2 separate regions of the Mus musculus genome follow, and region 2 is linked to region 1. A link is a loop called in an ENCODE intact Hi-C map of the cell type or tissue named here. Cell type or tissue: left cerebral cortex. All regions are shown on one strand.

Region 1 (8,000 bases):
AACAGGTAGGGGCCATCACCCCTCTCCTGGATTATACATTGCCACCCCCACCCCTCCACCCTCTTCTCAGTCTTGGTAAAGGCCTCCCACAGTGTGTCTGATCTCCTCCTCAATAGGGGCCTCCCTGGTCCTGATGCTGGAGGTCTTAACCCTTCCTTCCTCCTCTGCAGGGGGTAGAACGAGTCAAAGCTGTGGCCAAGCGGATTGGCGAGGTTCAGGTGGCCTGTGGCCTGAACCAGACAGTGGAGGAGTTTGTGGGAGAGCTGAATTTTGGGCTGGTAGAGGTTGTGTATGAGTGGGCTAGGGGTATGGTAAGTGCCGGGTTTGGCAGTTGGCTGGTTGGGAGAAGCCATGCAAGACCTGGCACATTTAGTCTTCACTCTGCTCTTCCCATAGCCCTTCTCCGAGTTGGCAGGGCTCTCAGGGACCCCTGAGGGCTTGGTCGTCCGCTGCATCCAGCGTCTGGCTGAGATGTGTCGCTCGCTTCGAGGAGCAGCACGTTTGGTGGGTGAGCCTGTGCTGGGTGCCAAGATGGAGACGGCAGCCACCTTGTTACGGCGGGACATCGTCTTCGCAGCCAGCCTCTACACCCAGTAAAGGATGTGTGGATAGAAATGTAACAATAAGCTGGGTTGTAGTAGCAGCGAAGGGGCAGATAAATCTCTTTGAGTTTGATGCCAACCATGTTTTGAAAAAACTAAAAACAAACAAAAAAAACCCCCTAAAAACCCAAAAATATAAATAAAGAGCAAACCAGAGTGCTTGGAGTATGGTAACTTGGAACAGAGGTGACTCCATTCAGACACAGCAAGAGACCCACTTAGAAACACGCCTTTATTATCTGCACGGAGCCCAGACTTGTCCTCAGTCCTTGGGAGAGGGAGTCTTTGAGAGTGGTGGGAGGTCTTGGGTCATAGTCTCCACATACCATGAGGGCAGGAAGGCATAGGGTGCGTCACGATGGACAGACACAGTGACAGGGCCACCAGGTTCCCAGGAGAAGAGGTGGACAAGCCTGTGGAAGACAGAGGTGTGGGGTGAAGCCAGAGATTGAGCCGGGATCCAGAGGCAGTGCACAAACATGAAGGCCTTACCTGGGATCGTCCTGGACTACTGTGCTCTGGGCAAAGCTAAGGAAGGCAGCACAGAAGTTCATGCACACAGAGGGATTCCAGCCTTCTCGGTCATTCTGGAGGGGGCACAAGAGGCAGAAGACTGGGGGTGGAAAGAGGAAAAGGCAGGTGGCAAAGGGGCACTGGGTCTGAGGACTTGGTACAGGGGGTGGGGAAACAGATGGCCACTCTGACACCTGCCTTACCCTGACATTTTCAAACATCTCCATGGTAGGAAAGGTCTTTAAGGAACAGACGAAACCTTCTGGGTTCCGGAAGCCGGCAACAACATGTGGGACCCCCGGGAGGAACGACTGAGCCCACCATTTCAGCAACTTGTGTCTGACGGGAGAGGCAAAGGGTCAGCAGGACCCTCCACCCCCCCCAACCCCCCCCAACCCCCCCCCAACCCCCCCCCCCGTCAGTCCCGGCCCCGGCCAGAACCTGTAAAAGCTCCTCCACTGGCCAGGGCTGTGCATCTCCTTGGATGTCTTGAGCTCCACGTAGCAGGAGGGAGGCTGTGTGCAAGGAGCCTGGGGGTTCAGGCAGTCTACCTCCCCGGAGAACAGGAGAGGGTGGTTTCCCAGGCGGCTGCGTAGCACAGAGCAGTAGGCCACGTTGGTGTTAACTTCCCCAGAGGGGTCTGGGGAGCCTCCGGGTTTGTCTGCACAAGAAGAGAAGGCAGCAGCAGAGGAAGGGGATCTCGACCTCTGTGGAAGGGGAGAGGGACCGCACGGCTGCGACGACTCTCACCTGCGCACATGTACTGCTCAAATTTGTAGCCCATGTACATGAGCTCCCGGAGGAGGGGTGGCCGTGCAAGCCTCTGGGCCCGAGCAGCCGGGGTCTCCACCTCACTTAGGTACAGTGTCCCTTGGAACCGGGAGGCTGCCAGCTGCCAGCCCTCCTGCCGCTCATACGGCGTGGTCAGCAATTTTGTCAGGTGCCCTCTCCATGTCACCGTGGCCCCTGCCAGCCAGCCGGGACCCCTGGGAGGGAAGAATGCGGGGTTTATGGTCTGACTCGAGTTTTACTTCTGTTGACTCAAAGTCCCCACTAAAGACCATTTGGCTTTCCCAACTTCAGAAGAGAAAGCCGGGTCACCAGGTCAGCTTCTGCGTTGCACCGGGCTCACCCCTCCAGCTGGTTCCGGTGTTCCAGGACCCAGCGCAGCAAATGGTCCAACCTCTCTTGGACTTCCTCGTCCCGGGGCTGGTATCGGTCAGGGTATCCATCTCTGAGGTCAAAGTCCGGGCCTGGGCCGTTGATGGGAGGGGGGCTGTAGTAGCGGAGGGCTCGGGCATCTCCATGGTACTGGCGTTGTGCGTCCAGGGAGAAGCAGCCCAGTTCGGATGGACGCCGGTAGAACGGGAAGGGTCCCGAGTACAGAGAGGGCTGTGTCCGCAGTAAAGGGACTGCCCGGGGGAGTTTGTGCAAAGGCTTTTCCACCTCTGTCTTCTCCGCTTTTCTCTTAGTCCCTCTGGGTTCCATGAGGTCCTGCGAGGAAAGCGTTTCCAGTGGATAAGGAGCGAGTGAGCTTCCAGGTTTGGGCTCTGCGTGTCAGGAGCCGGGCGCCTCGTTCCCACCCACGGACCAACGAACGCGGCGAGCTTGAGGAGTTTGGGGGTTGAAGCTAAGACTTGGTTACCTCAAAGCTCCCCACCCTGACCGACCTCCACCTCCTCGAGGCTACGGCGTCAGGGCCGCACGTCAGAAGCCGGAGAAGGATGCAAACACGGAGTTGCTGTTTCTGATGACGCTCTCATCCGCCCTCAGCGTCGGAGTGGGCGAGGTCCGTCTGCACCGGAGCGGGAACCCAGGCGGGCCACTCGCGCCTCGGCGCGCCCCAGTGAGCGCTCTGGTCGGGAGCCAATCAGCAGCGGTGCGGGCGACGGAAGTGAGGCTGCCTTCGTCATCAAACTCAGACGACCAGCCAGAGGGCCCGTCGTCATTATTCTGTGCCGGAAGACGCGGTCTTCGGGACTCCTTTCCCGGAATCCTGAAATCCGGGTTATGAATCGCAAGAGACGGCTCCTGGCGTCTGAGGCTTTTGGGGTGAAGCGGAGGCGGGCGCCGGGGCCCGTGAGAGCGGATCCTTTAAGAACAAGAGCAGGTAACCATGGCAACCTGGGCGCGGAAAGCCCGAGGGTATCCACCCTTGGAGGAGGGGGGGGAGGAGGAGGAGGAGGAGGAGGACCTAGGGTAGTAACCATGGCAACCCAGGCGCTGGGCAGCGACTCTGAGGGCTGGGGCGTCCGAACCTCCGCGCTGTCTCCACCCTCGCTCTCCACCCGGACCTGACCACGCGCTTGCTCCACCACAGGCTCGGCGCGCGAGGCCATCGAGGAGCTCGTGAAGCTGTTTCCCCGGGGGCTGTTCGAGGATGCGCTGCCGCCCATCGCGCTGAGGAGCCAAGTGTACAGTCTGGTGCCAGACCGGACGGTGGCCGACCTACAACTGGTGAGCACCTTGGAGACCTTTGGCGTGTCCCCCCCCCACCAGCCCCGGCCCTCCGACCCGCAGCCTCGAGGGCACTCGCCAAGTCCCTGTCGCTCAGACACTCAGTCGTCCGTCAGCAGGCGTTAGGCCAAGGCAAATGCAGAGCAAATCCCAGGGGTTTGGAACTGCAGGCAGATGTCACATCTGACAGGTGATGGCTGTTAGAGAAGGTTAGTGAGCGCGGACAAAGGTGTACTGAAGGTCACCGGTGAGAGAGATTGACTGAAGGAGAGAGATGAGTCTAGTGTTAATTCCCAGATTTCCCAAGTGATCAGTTAGTGATTAGGGGATTGACTAGAGGAGGGAGGCACCGAGTAGCTGCTTGCCTGATGTGCGTACACTGAGTTGCAGATTATAGATGTATGAGACAGTGGGCTATGACGCTGCAGATCATTCTAGGCTGTGGTGCACAAGGCATAGGGGCTAAATGAGATACTTAGGGAGACTAGAGGAGTGATGTAACCTCGTGGCCAAGTTTAGAAGGCGATTGAAAGCCAGGGCCATGTCTCTTCACACAAAAAAAATCCACAGTGGGCAGATTTCAGTCTCTGTTTTATAGGAACTCTCAGACCTCTGCCTGAGTTGAAGGTCAGAACACTGTGAACGGCTCTCTGCTGCTACATACCTCTCTGGGCTCCTTTTAACTAGGGCAGTTCCTCCTTAGAGGCTGTCACAGATCCTTCTTGCTTAGCTTTGTCCTTATATTGTTACAGAGTTTCTGACCTTGATTCCTGCAGGTGACTTCTGACCTCCTCCTCAGGCCATGGCCCCTGTGCTTCCTTTTCTATAACTGTTTTTTTTTTTTTCTTTAAACAAAAAGCTTTCAGAGTTGCACAAGTTTTGTTTTAAGACAAGGTCTTAATTTGTAGCCCAGACTGCCTTAAACTTGATATTCTCCTGCTTTCATCTCCCTAATGCTGGGGTTTACAGTAGTCAGAAGGTTAACTAGAGGGAGTCTCTTCTTTCTTTGGAGAGGGGAGGATTGAACTTGGGTCAGCAGACTTGACAGCAGAGTCACCTCCTCAGCCCTGTCACCAGCTCTAAGAAATTTCTCTTGTCCTCTCTCATTGCTTTCTTCTGGCACTGAAATTACATAGACATCTTCTCTTTGAACCCCTTCAGACACTTCCATGTTCAATAGTTTTGGGCTTTCTTTTATAATTGTACTGTTTAGTTTCATCTTAGATTAATAATCTGTTCAGAAAGCTTAATTTCATTTGCTTGTGGCTATGTGCTTGTGAGCATGGGTGTGTGTACATGTGGGTTTGCACTCTCAGATGCCAGAAGATGGCACTTGATCCCTGGAGCTGGGGAGGTACAAGTTACAGGTGGTTGTGAGCCACCAGATGTGGGAGCTAGGAACTGAATGTGGGAGCTCTGCAAGAGCAGGAATTACTCTGCCACCGAGCATTGCTCCCACCCCAGATCGATAGTCTTTTATTCAGCTGTACTAAAGTATTTCACACTCATTGAAGTCTTAGTTTATTGTCTTCATTTCTCAGTTTTAAATTCTCTACTGGGACTTTTTTTTTTTTTTTTCTTTTTATGGGTCTTATTATGCAGCACTAGATGACCTGGAACTCAGTCTGTAGACCAGGCTACCCTTGAACTCATAGAGACCCACCTACCTCTGCCTCCTGAGCGCTGAGATTAAAGCTATGCACCACGGTGACTGACTGGGACATATTTAAGCCTATATCTTTTTTATGATTATTTTAAATTTGATTATTATTTTTGGCCATGTGTACTGCCATATGGCTTTAATCCCATTGCTCTAGAGGTAAAGGCAGACAGATCTCTGTGAGCTTAAGGCCAGCTTGGGCTACCTATTAATGTTCTATTTCCAAATTATATGTGTGCATGTGCAAGTTCATGTGTACATGCCACCATGTGTGTGTAGAAGTCAGAGGGTATTGTGTGGTTGAATTCCCTCCTCCCATCACGTGGATCTCAGGGGCTGACTCAAGCCCTGGGGCTCAGCAGCAGGCCACCTGACCCACTGAAACATCCCACCAGCCCTAAGCCTGCTATGTCTTTTTAGAATTTCCTACCAGTAGTTTCTCATCTTGTTTTTTTTTTTAACACGTCAGCATTAGCAGCATTATTTTAAGTCGTTTGAACTTCATGTAGTCGTACATCTTGCTAAGGTGTAGTGGGAGAGCTTACAGCGTGGAGTGACCAGTTATGAATCAGTGTCTTTACCATCATTTATCATTTACCCATGTCAAGAACCTTAAAACACCTCTTCGTTGTTTCTAAAATGCCTAATAAATAAATTGTTATTAGCCAGGCATTGCGTCTCAGATAGGTAACTCTGGGACTCAGAAGGCTGAGGCCGAGGGATCCTACTAGTTAGAGGCTGGTGTGGGAGACAGAGGAACCCTGTCTCAAAAAGCTAAATAAAACAGTCCAAAGTGTTGTGATGTGTCCACACCCTCTGCTCTTCCCTGGGGAGGAGTTTTTTCCTCCTGGTGGCTGTCCTGGTGGGATTAAAGGTGCAGCCCGGGCTGCATGTCTTCTGAGCTTTACTTCCTGTGAGCCCTTTATTTTTGGCCATGTGCTGGGCAGATTTGCTCAGATCAGCAAATGCCCCCTCCCTGTTTCCCTTCTCCCAGAGTCTTTGCTTGCTTTAATATATCTGTCTGGTAGTTCTTGTGATCCTGTGAGCTTTTCAGTGTTATTGTTTTGAACCAGGGCCTCTTCATTTTGTATCTCTGGCTGCCCTGGAATTTCACTCTGTAGACCAAACTGCCCTTGAACTCAGAGATCTGCTTGCCTCTGTCTGTCTCCTGAGTGCTGGAATTAAAGGTGGAAGCCAGCATGCCCGCTACTTAAACAATTAAAAACTTTTAAAAGACCCATTGTTTCTGTGTATGGATGTTCTGCTTACATGTGTGTCCGCACACCACATGCGTGCCCTGTGCCTCTAGAGGTCAGAACAGGGTCAGATCTCCTGAAACTGGAGTTACAGACAGTTGTGAGCTGTCACGTTGTTGCCAGGAATCGAACCAGCATCCTCTGGAAGAGCAGCCAGTCTCTTAACTGCTAAGCCATCTCTCTAATCCCTTAAAAAGATTTTTTTTCCAGACAGATATGTGTTTTATGTGTGTGTGAGCATGTAGACATGCCACAGCGCGTGTTTGTCCCGGGGCCTGAGCTGAGGTCGAAAGATTGGTGAGGTGTCTTTATCCACTCTGGCTTCTGTTGTGTTGCTGCCCACAGAAGTCCTGGATGGTTTGTTTATTTGGGTTTGTTGTTTTTGTTTACTTCTTGTTTGCTTGCCTGGCATTTAGGCAGGATCTCATAGCCTAGGCTGGCCACAGACTCACAAGTTCTGCCTTCCCCTATCCAGTACGGAGTACAGGCATGTGCCATCATGGCCAGCTCCATTTTTATTTAAGTATTTTATCCAGTGCTTCTCACACACCTCCACCCAACATCTAGACTGATGAGTCTTCGGGGGTAGGATCTGTCTTTATCACTATTTGTCTTGTCCTTTTGAAACAAGCTCTCGATGTGTAGCTCTGGCTAGACAGTAGACCACACCAGGCTACTTCTGCCTCACAAGTGCAGTGATTAAAGGCACGACCTGCATCACTGTTTAATTGTAGTGACTGATAAGTCTGATGTTAGAAAATATGTATATTGATTATTAGCAGCTCATAAGGTGAGTAGGTGACTGGTTGGAAGCAGCTGCTTGATGGTCACCTGAGTGTCTTCGTGGTAAATGTCCTAATCCTCCCTCCCCATCCCCCCTCCCCGAAATCAGACTCTCTGCCCCAGAGCTCAGAACATGGCTGCTTGTCTTACCCTGTCTTTCTCTTTCCCCTCTCATCTCTGTGGAGACAGAAGGAGCTTCAAGAGCTGGGAGAGATCCGAATTATCCAGCTAGGCTTTGACTTGGATGCTCATGGGATTGTCTTCACGGAAGACTACAGGACCCGGGTCTGTGAGAGAGGAGGGAGGGGTGGGGGTGGGGAGTACACCAGTGTGGTGGTCTCAGGAGGGAAGCTGGGCATAGAAATAACTGACATTATGTCTAACCCACATAACCCATAGAGGGCACAGAGTTCTGGTAATTAGTAAGATGGGGAGGAAGGAAGGAAGAGTGGGAGAGGGAAGAAGGAAGCAGGGAAAAAGGGCAGTAGAAGGACCCAGGATTGGGGGTGGGGTCAGAGATAGAGAGCCATGGTGGGGGATGGGCTCATGCTGGTTACCGACATCAACTCTGGTTCTAGGTCCTCAAGGCCTGTGATGGCCGACCATGTGCTGGGGCGGTGCAGAAGTTCCTGGCCTCAGTGCTCCCAGCCTGTGGGGACCTCAGTTTCCAGCAGGATCAGATGACACAGACTTATGGCTTCAGGGACCCGGAGATCACGTGAGATGTGG
Region 2 (8,000 bases), 150 kb before region 1:
CAAGGCTATACAGAGAAACACTGTCTCAAAAAACAAAAATAATCTCCATGCTAACAGCAAAGGTTTAAAGAAAGAGGCTTCTATCACTTGGCAACAAGCCAAGAAAATGATACAATGTCCCATTTGTTCTTGGAAAACCAAACTCCAAATTCCAAAGGGAACCCCCCCCCCAAAGAAATTTGGCAAATGAGTATGTTTCATTTTTCCAGAGTTTAAAAAATTAGAGTATATGTTCCAGACCATAGACACATATTCGGGATTTCAATAGGTGATTGCTTTAAGTCTAAAAAGGCTGATTCTGTAGTTATACACACTTTGTGTGTTTTCAGATCAAAAAGACCAGACAAGTAGCCCTGGTGATCCAGCTTCACAGCCTCAGGAATTATTTCCTCAAAAATCTGTATCCAGGACAACTTCAACATGCCTTGCTAAGATGCTCCAGTCCCACAGGCTGTTCCAGCCAGGACTTCAATTAAGCCTTGCTCTTTCCCATCACAAGGACTGGACCACAAATGATACAACTAGCTAGCTCTCCCAGGACTTGACCAATATCTCAATTTTCTTAAGGTCCTCAAAAAATGCTGTTGCCCTCAGGAAGTATTTTAAGAGAACAATGCCGCCATTCCTAAGAGGTGGGATGGGTGGGTTTTGCTCATTTGCTGGGTGATGGATATTTGTCATTGTTTAAGGGGGATGGGTCACACGCTGTTAATGGTCTTAGTCAACCAGGAAACCCAGTAAAATTAGATTCAGGGATCTCTTTCTTTCCTCCTTTCTCTCCTATCTAGTATTAGTGGGAAGGGAGAGGAGAGGTGGTGAAAAGAAAAAGGGGAATATAGAGATGATAGGATAAAAGGGTAGATTATTGAATCTACTTCTCTTTTTTTTTTTTTTAAGATTTATTATAATATGTAAGTACACTGTAGCTGTCTTCAAACACACCAGAAGAGGTCATTAGATCTCATTACAGATGGTTGTGAGCCACCATGTGGTTGCTGGGATTTGAACTCAGAACCTCTGGAAGAGTACTCAGTGCTCTTAACCACTGAGCCATCTCTCCAACCCAAATCTACTTTTATATTAATGAACATCAATAAGCCAAATATTTTCCCATGAGTATATTTTTGTATACTGATATGCATTCAAGATTATATTTTTGTTTTATCATATTGTATATGTTTCAACTAGTTTAGAGTATTGCACCACAGCAACTCATTTAAAAATCTAAAGTTCTAAAATCCTTAAATGATACTATATTACAAACTGTTTAGGATAATTAAGAAATGCAAGTTAGTAATTAATCAAATTGTGGTCATGGCAGATATTAGTTTAGCTAATTACAGAAATAAGAGTTATTTAGCCTTCTGTAGATGTTTTCAAAGTTAAGTAGATAGTAAATAGCTAGAAACAAGCAATGTTTGCCTATTCAGATATGCTATATATAGTCTTGAGATCTAGATTATGGTATTTAAGATTTTGGGGGGGGGGGGCGTTTCGAGACAGGGTTTTTCTGTATAGCCCTGGCTGTCCTGGAACTCACTTTGTAGACCAGGCTGGCCTCGAACTCAGAAATCTGCCTGCCTCTGCCTCCTGAGTGCTGGGATTAAAGGCGTGTGCCACCACGCCCCGCTCTTAAGATGTTTTAATAACATAAGGCTTTTCATGCCAGAGCTCCTGCCAGCACCCCAATACTACCTCTAAGAAGATGGTGGTTGGGGCTAGAGAGATGGCTCAGCGGTTAAGAGCACTGACTGCTCTTCTGAAGGTCCTGAGTTCAAATTCCAGCAAGAAGACAGCTAGTGTACTCACATATAATAATCTTAAAAAAAAAAAAGTTTAAGAAGATGGTGGACACTGAAGAACCTCTAATTGGGAGTTTGCTTCTAAAGTGGCTGAAGTAGAAACTTCTAGTTTCTTTGGAAAGTCGATTATGTCAAATGATGTTTTCCTGGGGCACACAGGTGAAAGAATGTCTTGCTATAGCAGACACATAAAAGAGCGCATGATAAACGAGTGTAAATATTACCCTACAAACGGGGAGCATGAGAACTGGTTTGGTTTGCTCTGCCTTGCTATTCTTTGCTAATGACACCTGTGACCTGGTTCACCTTGCATAGCGTTGTTGAGCTCCACTTGCAGTAATGCTGCCATTGAGAGAAACTCACCCAAGAACTGCTCGTGAGGTTCCTGTAGCTTTTTGCTGCTTCAGTGGCTCAACGTCTTCTGGCAAGCCGGGTGGCTTCTTCAGGATTGAACTACAACTGCTAGTTCATGCTAGCTAAGAGGACTGGACTACAGCTGCTGGTTTATGTGTGGGGTCTGCCTGTCCGAAAGAACCATCTGCAGCTGCAGTTTCATATTTGGTATTTGCTACAGGACTGAACTGCTGATAAAGATTGAGCTCACCTATTGCTAAACCAATCTACTTCCCCCACATCCTAAGAGCTTTCTCTTCCATTACCTTTGGTGGGTGGTGGGCTGGAGGAAAGGCTGGATGTTTAAGAGTTGGCACTGGCACCTTAATTTACCCGACTACAAGCTTTAGGGCAGAAGTACATCATGCTGGTAAATCAGGTTGGAATCTTGGTTGGAGATGGGAGGAGGAGGAATGTAGGGTGCTGGAGTGTCAGTGAATTCAACATCCTTTCTCAACTCCCTGCCCAAAGCAGACGACAAACCAGGAATTCAGCTTGCATCATAAGTTTTATTCCCGATGCGGGACAGATCTTTCCATCCCTCAAATGTATTACATGTCGCCACGGAAGGGCTTAGGATGCTGCTCCCATCTCCAGGAAAGATGAGAAAAAGGTACAGACTGGGAGCCAGTCCAGGACCATTCTGCAGTTCCTGGCTCTCTTACCCTCCCTTCTCAGCAGAGGAATTATCTCTCATCCATTCAGTTAAAAAGAAAAAAAAAAAATCATTAACAAAACAAAACACACCTTAAGTATTGGGCAGGGGTGTTCTTGTCCTCAGTAGGACGTCAAGTTCTGGGTCACCAATGGGGAAGTGAGGGGGAGGGGGGAGGTGCCATCACTGCTTCTGCTGAAGGGCTTCCTTCCTTGCTGCATCCTGTAGCAGTTGTGTGTCCACCTCATCTGCTGGCAGCTGCACATAGCGGACGACTGAGCCCCTGATGAAGCAGTTCTTGACTGATAACTGGAGACAAATATGAAAGCACCTCCATTAAAAGTGTGTCCTCCGGCCACCCAGGGGCCTTTTGCTTTAAAGGTTTCCTCCTCCTCCCCCTCCCCAGCCCCAACTTACCATGTGAGGGTATTTCTCAGGGTCTGTGACACTGATGTCGGTTAGTTTGATATTGAGGTACTAAGAAAGAGGAACATCGTCATTAACCCTAGAGACAAGATACAACAACCCACCCTCACTGGCTGCTTTCCTTCCCCAAGAACAAACTGACCCTTATTGTATATCTCACCTGGTCCACAGAGTGGAGGGTTCCACAGATGCTGTCAAGGGCAAAGAGGGAAGAAGCATTGGTTTATGCTGAAATCAGCGTGGAGGGAAAAATCAAAACTAGAACGACAAGTCGGGGAGGAACTTAAGGACCTGAGGCCTGCAGGCAGCATCTGTGAGTTCTGAGGTAGAAACGAAAATGCATCCCAGACTCAGTCTTTGCTCACACCAATGCATCAGAAGCTAATATTTAACTACTGCAGGCCAGGCTTGCATTCCATTTACTACTTGTATTTCCCTTTAAAGACAGGATCTCACTGCGCCCAGGCTGGCCTCAAACTATGGCAATCCTCCTACCTCCACTTGTGGAACTACAGCTGGGACCCACTATTCATGATCATTCCCCACTGGGTTTCTCTGTGAGGACCTAGAACTAGCTATGTAGATAAGGCTGGCCTCAAACTCACACCTGTTTCTGCCTCTACCTCCTGAGTGCTGGATTAAAGGTTTAAGGGATGCACTGCTATCAACACCACTTAGCTAATCATCTTTCAAAGTATTATCATCCTCCAGGATATGAGAGAGGTCATGGAAGGTAACAAAACTTACAACCAATAAACTGAAGGTCAGCCCAGATCTGCATGACTCCCAGAAGCATCAACTATTATTTTTAAAATATTGATTTTTATTATTTGTGTGTATGTGCATGTAGTTACCCACAGAGACCAGAAGAGGGCATCAGATCACTTGCAGCCAGAGTTCTAGGTAGGTGTGAATCACCTAATGTAGTTGCTGGAAACTGAACTCTTATTTTTCAGGGAGAGCAACAAGTTTTGTTTTGTTTTAAAGATTTATTTATTATTATATCTAAGTACACTGTAGCTGTCTTCAGACACTACAGAAGAGGGCGTCTGATGTCCGCTCTCTTTACAGATGGTTGTGAGCTACCATGTGGTTGCTGGGATTTGAACTCAGGACCTTCGGAAGAGCAGTCAGTGCTCTTAAAATCTCTGAGCCATTTCTCCAGCCCCCAGCAAGCTCTTTTTAAAGCACTGAGCAATCTCTGCAGCTTCCCTAACTGTTATTTGTAAACATTTACTGCTTTGGAGTCACAGACCTATGTACACATACTGGTAGCTGGAATTACTCTTTATTATTTTTGCTACACTCTTTTTTTTCTCGTATGAGTTTTTTGTTTGTTTGTTTGGTTTTTTTTTGTTTTTGTTTTTTTTCGAGACAGGGTTTCTCTGTGTAGCCCGAGTGCTGGGATTAATGGCCTGCGCCACCACACCCGGCTTCTTCTTCTTTTTTAAAAAATTGGATATTTTCTTTATTTACATTTCAAATGTTATCCCCCCCAACTTATCTTTAATAATGAAGATACAAGTCAAGTCTTCTCAGTTCTCCAGCCCTCTAGCCCCTAAGCAAGGTTATCAAGGCCAGTGCTCCCATACCACCTTACATGCCCCACCTTATATTATATTTACCCTCTGTGTAACCAACTTTAACCACCTCAGATCCTGAGTTTTACTTCCTCACTCTCTACATCCTATGAATCCCCACAGCTCTGTAGACCATTCGTGTGATTTGACTTTTAGACTATGAAAGGTCTTAGTCTGCACCTCAGTCTGGGCCAGCTTCTAACTTGGCCACACTGGTCAGAACCATCCTGCTGGTCAACCACTGATGTGTGTTCAAAGGTTTCAAGAGTCTACAAATAAAGTTATTTTGCTGGGCGGTGGTGGCACACGCCTTTAATCCCAGCACTCGGGAGACAGAGGCAGGCGGATTTCTGAGTTCGAGGCCAGCCTGGTCTACAGAGTGAGTTCCAAGACAGCCAGGGCTATACAGAAAAACCCTGTCTGGAAAAAAAAAAAAAAGTTATTTTAAAGAGAAACATGAGGGCTGCATATGAAGTTCACTTGTTGAGCATGCCCAGTACATGAAAGAAAACAAAAGCAAACAAAACCCGGCTTCAATGAAACTATAATTTTCGAAGCACTATTAGGAACCAAGTAGACCTTAACGGATGTGACAAGAACCCATAAACATATTTCCAGTGGTACAGCATTTAAGCATTTACCCCAACTCCTGAATCGTTAAGAGCAAATGATACAGCCAGGCAAATCCTAGCACTCAGGAGACAGAGGCATGTGGATCTGTGTGTTCCAGGACAGCCAGGACTACACATACATGTTACTTAACTGTATCTCACTGTGTAACTCCGGATGGCCCTGGACATATGTAGACCAAGCTGTCCTTGAACTCACACCTCTGCGTTCAGTGTTGGGATTACAAGCATGTGTCACAATACCAGGCTCACTCTTAAACTAATCTTTTACACTTAAGACGAAAGGTATTTCTTCTGTGTTTTGCCTACCTACTCTGAAGTAACTTTGTCAACAACAACGACAAAAAGGATCAGGACACCCGGCACCCCCACCTTCCACCAACTCGCTAAAATAAGGACCTACCTCAGGTCATTCTTGAGTTCCACGACTACATCCTTGCCCACAAGAGACTTGAAAAAGGAGTAGAAGAGCTATTGGAAAAGAGGGAGGAACTATCACATGAAAAGGGACGGGGAGGAGGAGCCCGTGACAGTATTTTGAAATACTAGTCTTTGTAGCCCCTCCTAGTAGTTCTCAAAACTTCATAACCAACAACAATCCGTTAAACGGGACTCTGCAGTTCACGGAGCCACGGAGTGACAGGACCTGCGTTGCACCCCTCGACGCTAGAACCCACTCTCTGAGTCGACCACCTCCCAGCTGAGACCGCTTCCCAACCGCACCCTCACAAAGTCCTCGTCAACAGCACAGAAGTGCAAGGCTCGCTTCCCGTTCTCCCCCGGCGCCCGTGGGCTTTCTCTTGGACTTGCTAAAGGTTTCCCCCAAAACACCATCGGCTCCGAGCAGCCTCCTCACACTGGGGTGTGGGCAGTAAGGCTGTACGGAAAACCCTGGGGCCTGGCTGCCGCCCCAAGCGACCGACACGAGTGCCCGCACCCACGCCCGCACGGTTCGAACCGCCCGCCGCGAGCGGCGGCGCTCCCTTTTGACGTCACGGTACCCACCATGGTGCTGGCGCCACGCGGGGCGGCCTGGACCGCGAAGGAAGGCGCCGGGGACTGCGAGCCGGAGGCAGGGCGGGAGCCGGAGCGCGAGCCCGCGCGTGAAGCAAGACTGGATCACGCAGGCGCACGGGGAGCCGCGAAAACCTCGGCTGAATTCAGGCTCAAAGGGAGCGGGGTAGGGCAGAGCCGAGAGGACCGCCAAACCGGTAGAGGGGCGGAACTTCCTGTCCCCCCCACTTCCTCCCGAGCAGCCGCTTTCTCACAAGCGCATGCGTGGGCCGTGGCAGCTGCGCGTTGGACGTAGTTCGTCTCTTTTTCTGATGGTTGTTGAGACTTTTCTCTCTGCCGCGTGATTAGCTCGTAGTCTACGTTTTCTATGGGGAATTATTGGGAAGATTGAGAAAATTATGACTTGCGTATTCTTTAGTAAAATTTAAAATGTTGCTAAGAGCTGGACAGCGTTCGTGCCCAACTGGAATCCTGGAGTTGAGACGGGAGGATTCTGGTTTAGAGGTCAACTAAAGCTATTATAGCAAGACCCTGTGTCAGAGAATAAAATATACACCAATACACACTGGTTATGGTGTGTGTGAGTGTGAGAGAGAAACCGGAACACAAATCCTGATTCTTATCAAAGGTTCCCAGTAAGTAAGTTTCTCTCAATTTCAGTCTTTTGGGGTGCAAAGTTGACCCAGAGCGGACACATTCTAAGCAAAGCAAATGAACAACATCCCAGCTCTAATGTTATATATATATATATAATTTGGCATAGGACTCGTCTGTAAAGGACTAAACTGACTGGAACTCAGTGACAGAAATATTTTACTTTATCTTAGCTTTTTTTGTGTGTGTTTGACAGTTTTTGCCTGTATGTTATGTCTGTACTACATGAGTTCCTGGTAGAAGAGAGGGCTTCAAATGCCCTGGGCCTGGAGTTACAATGGTGAGCCTCCTTGTGGGTGCTGGCAATCAAATCTGGGTGTTCTGGAAGAGCAACAGATGCTTGTAACTGCTGATCCATCCCTGCATTACTGAAATATTTTCAACTAGATCACCGACAGATACTACTTTGGATGTTCTGGGAACAGCATTACCAGGCTTGTAACATGCTGGTTGTGAAGGAGTTCACAAGAGCTGACTGATTTAAAAAAAAAACAAAAAACTAGAAAAGCCTCAGTAGGCAAGTTCCAGAGAAGAAAGAGATGGTCTGAGATGAAAGGGCTTTGTTGTTATTTCGATTGACTTGTTTTATGTAAGTATGCTGTGGCTTTCTTCAGACATCCAGAAGAGGGCATCAGATCCCACTACAGATGATTGTGAGCCACTCTGTGCTTGCTGGAAATTGAACTTAGGACCTCTGGAAGAGCAGTCAGTGCTCTTAACTGCTGAGCCATCTCTCCAGCCCTATTGTTTTTTTTTTTTTAAATAATTACATTAAGTGGGAAGTTGCTAGGTTGTATCTTCTGTGGATATCATGTCTGGATAAATAGGGAAACACTTTCTATTCTGT

Evidence for each region. Peaks named below come from ENCODE experiments on the same cell type or tissue, not always from the same donor. Only the 100,000 strongest peaks of a DNase experiment are listed, where the experiment ranks them.
Region 2: a loop joins it to region 1, with 2.9 times the contacts of the local background. A loop is called at or near these places in 3 of 42 quality-filtered maps.

Annotation. Positions count from the first base shown.
Region 1 is chr17:34,832,002-34,840,001 of GRCm38, reverse strand. It overlaps Stk19 (serine/threonine kinase 19), which reads left to right and starts at 3,099. Exons shown (of 7, transcript NM_019442.3): 1 at 3,099-3,225; 2 at 3,436-3,572; 3 at 7,461-7,556; 4 at 7,850-7,989. The coding sequence starts at 3,126. It overlaps Dxo (decapping exoribonuclease), which reads right to left and starts at 2,983. Exons shown (of 7, transcript NM_001163770.1): 1 at 2,786-2,983; 2 at 2,248-2,609; 3 at 1,866-2,101; 4 at 1,557-1,776; 5 at 1,319-1,454; 6 at 1,095-1,189; 7 at 816-1,015. The coding sequence starts at 2,603. The coding sequence ends at 865. It overlaps Skiv2l (superkiller viralicidic activity 2-like (S. cerevisiae)), which reads left to right. Exons shown (of 28, transcript NM_021337.2): 26 at 1-5; 27 at 171-311; 28 at 397-776. The coding sequence ends at 597. In left cerebral cortex, no CTCF peak of the experiment used is centred here; DNase peaks (open chromatin) are centred at 2,127, 2,399, 3,050 and 3,964; H3K4me3 peaks cover 2,811 bases; H3K27ac peaks cover 2,017 bases.
Region 2 is chr17:34,980,576-34,988,575 of GRCm38, reverse strand. Lsm2 (LSM2 homolog, U6 small nuclear RNA and mRNA degradation associated) reads right to left here and starts at 6,722. Exons shown (of 5, transcript NM_001110101.2): 1 at 6,491-6,722; 2 at 5,889-5,956; 3 at 3,437-3,467; 4 at 3,268-3,327; 5 at 2,685-3,159. The coding sequence starts at 6,493. The coding sequence ends at 3,034. In left cerebral cortex, CTCF peaks have their summits at 4,135 (motif pointing right), 6,437 and 7,777 (motif pointing right); DNase peaks (open chromatin) are centred at 4,147, 6,667 and 7,763; H3K4me3 peaks cover 1,863 bases; H3K27ac peaks cover 1,566 bases.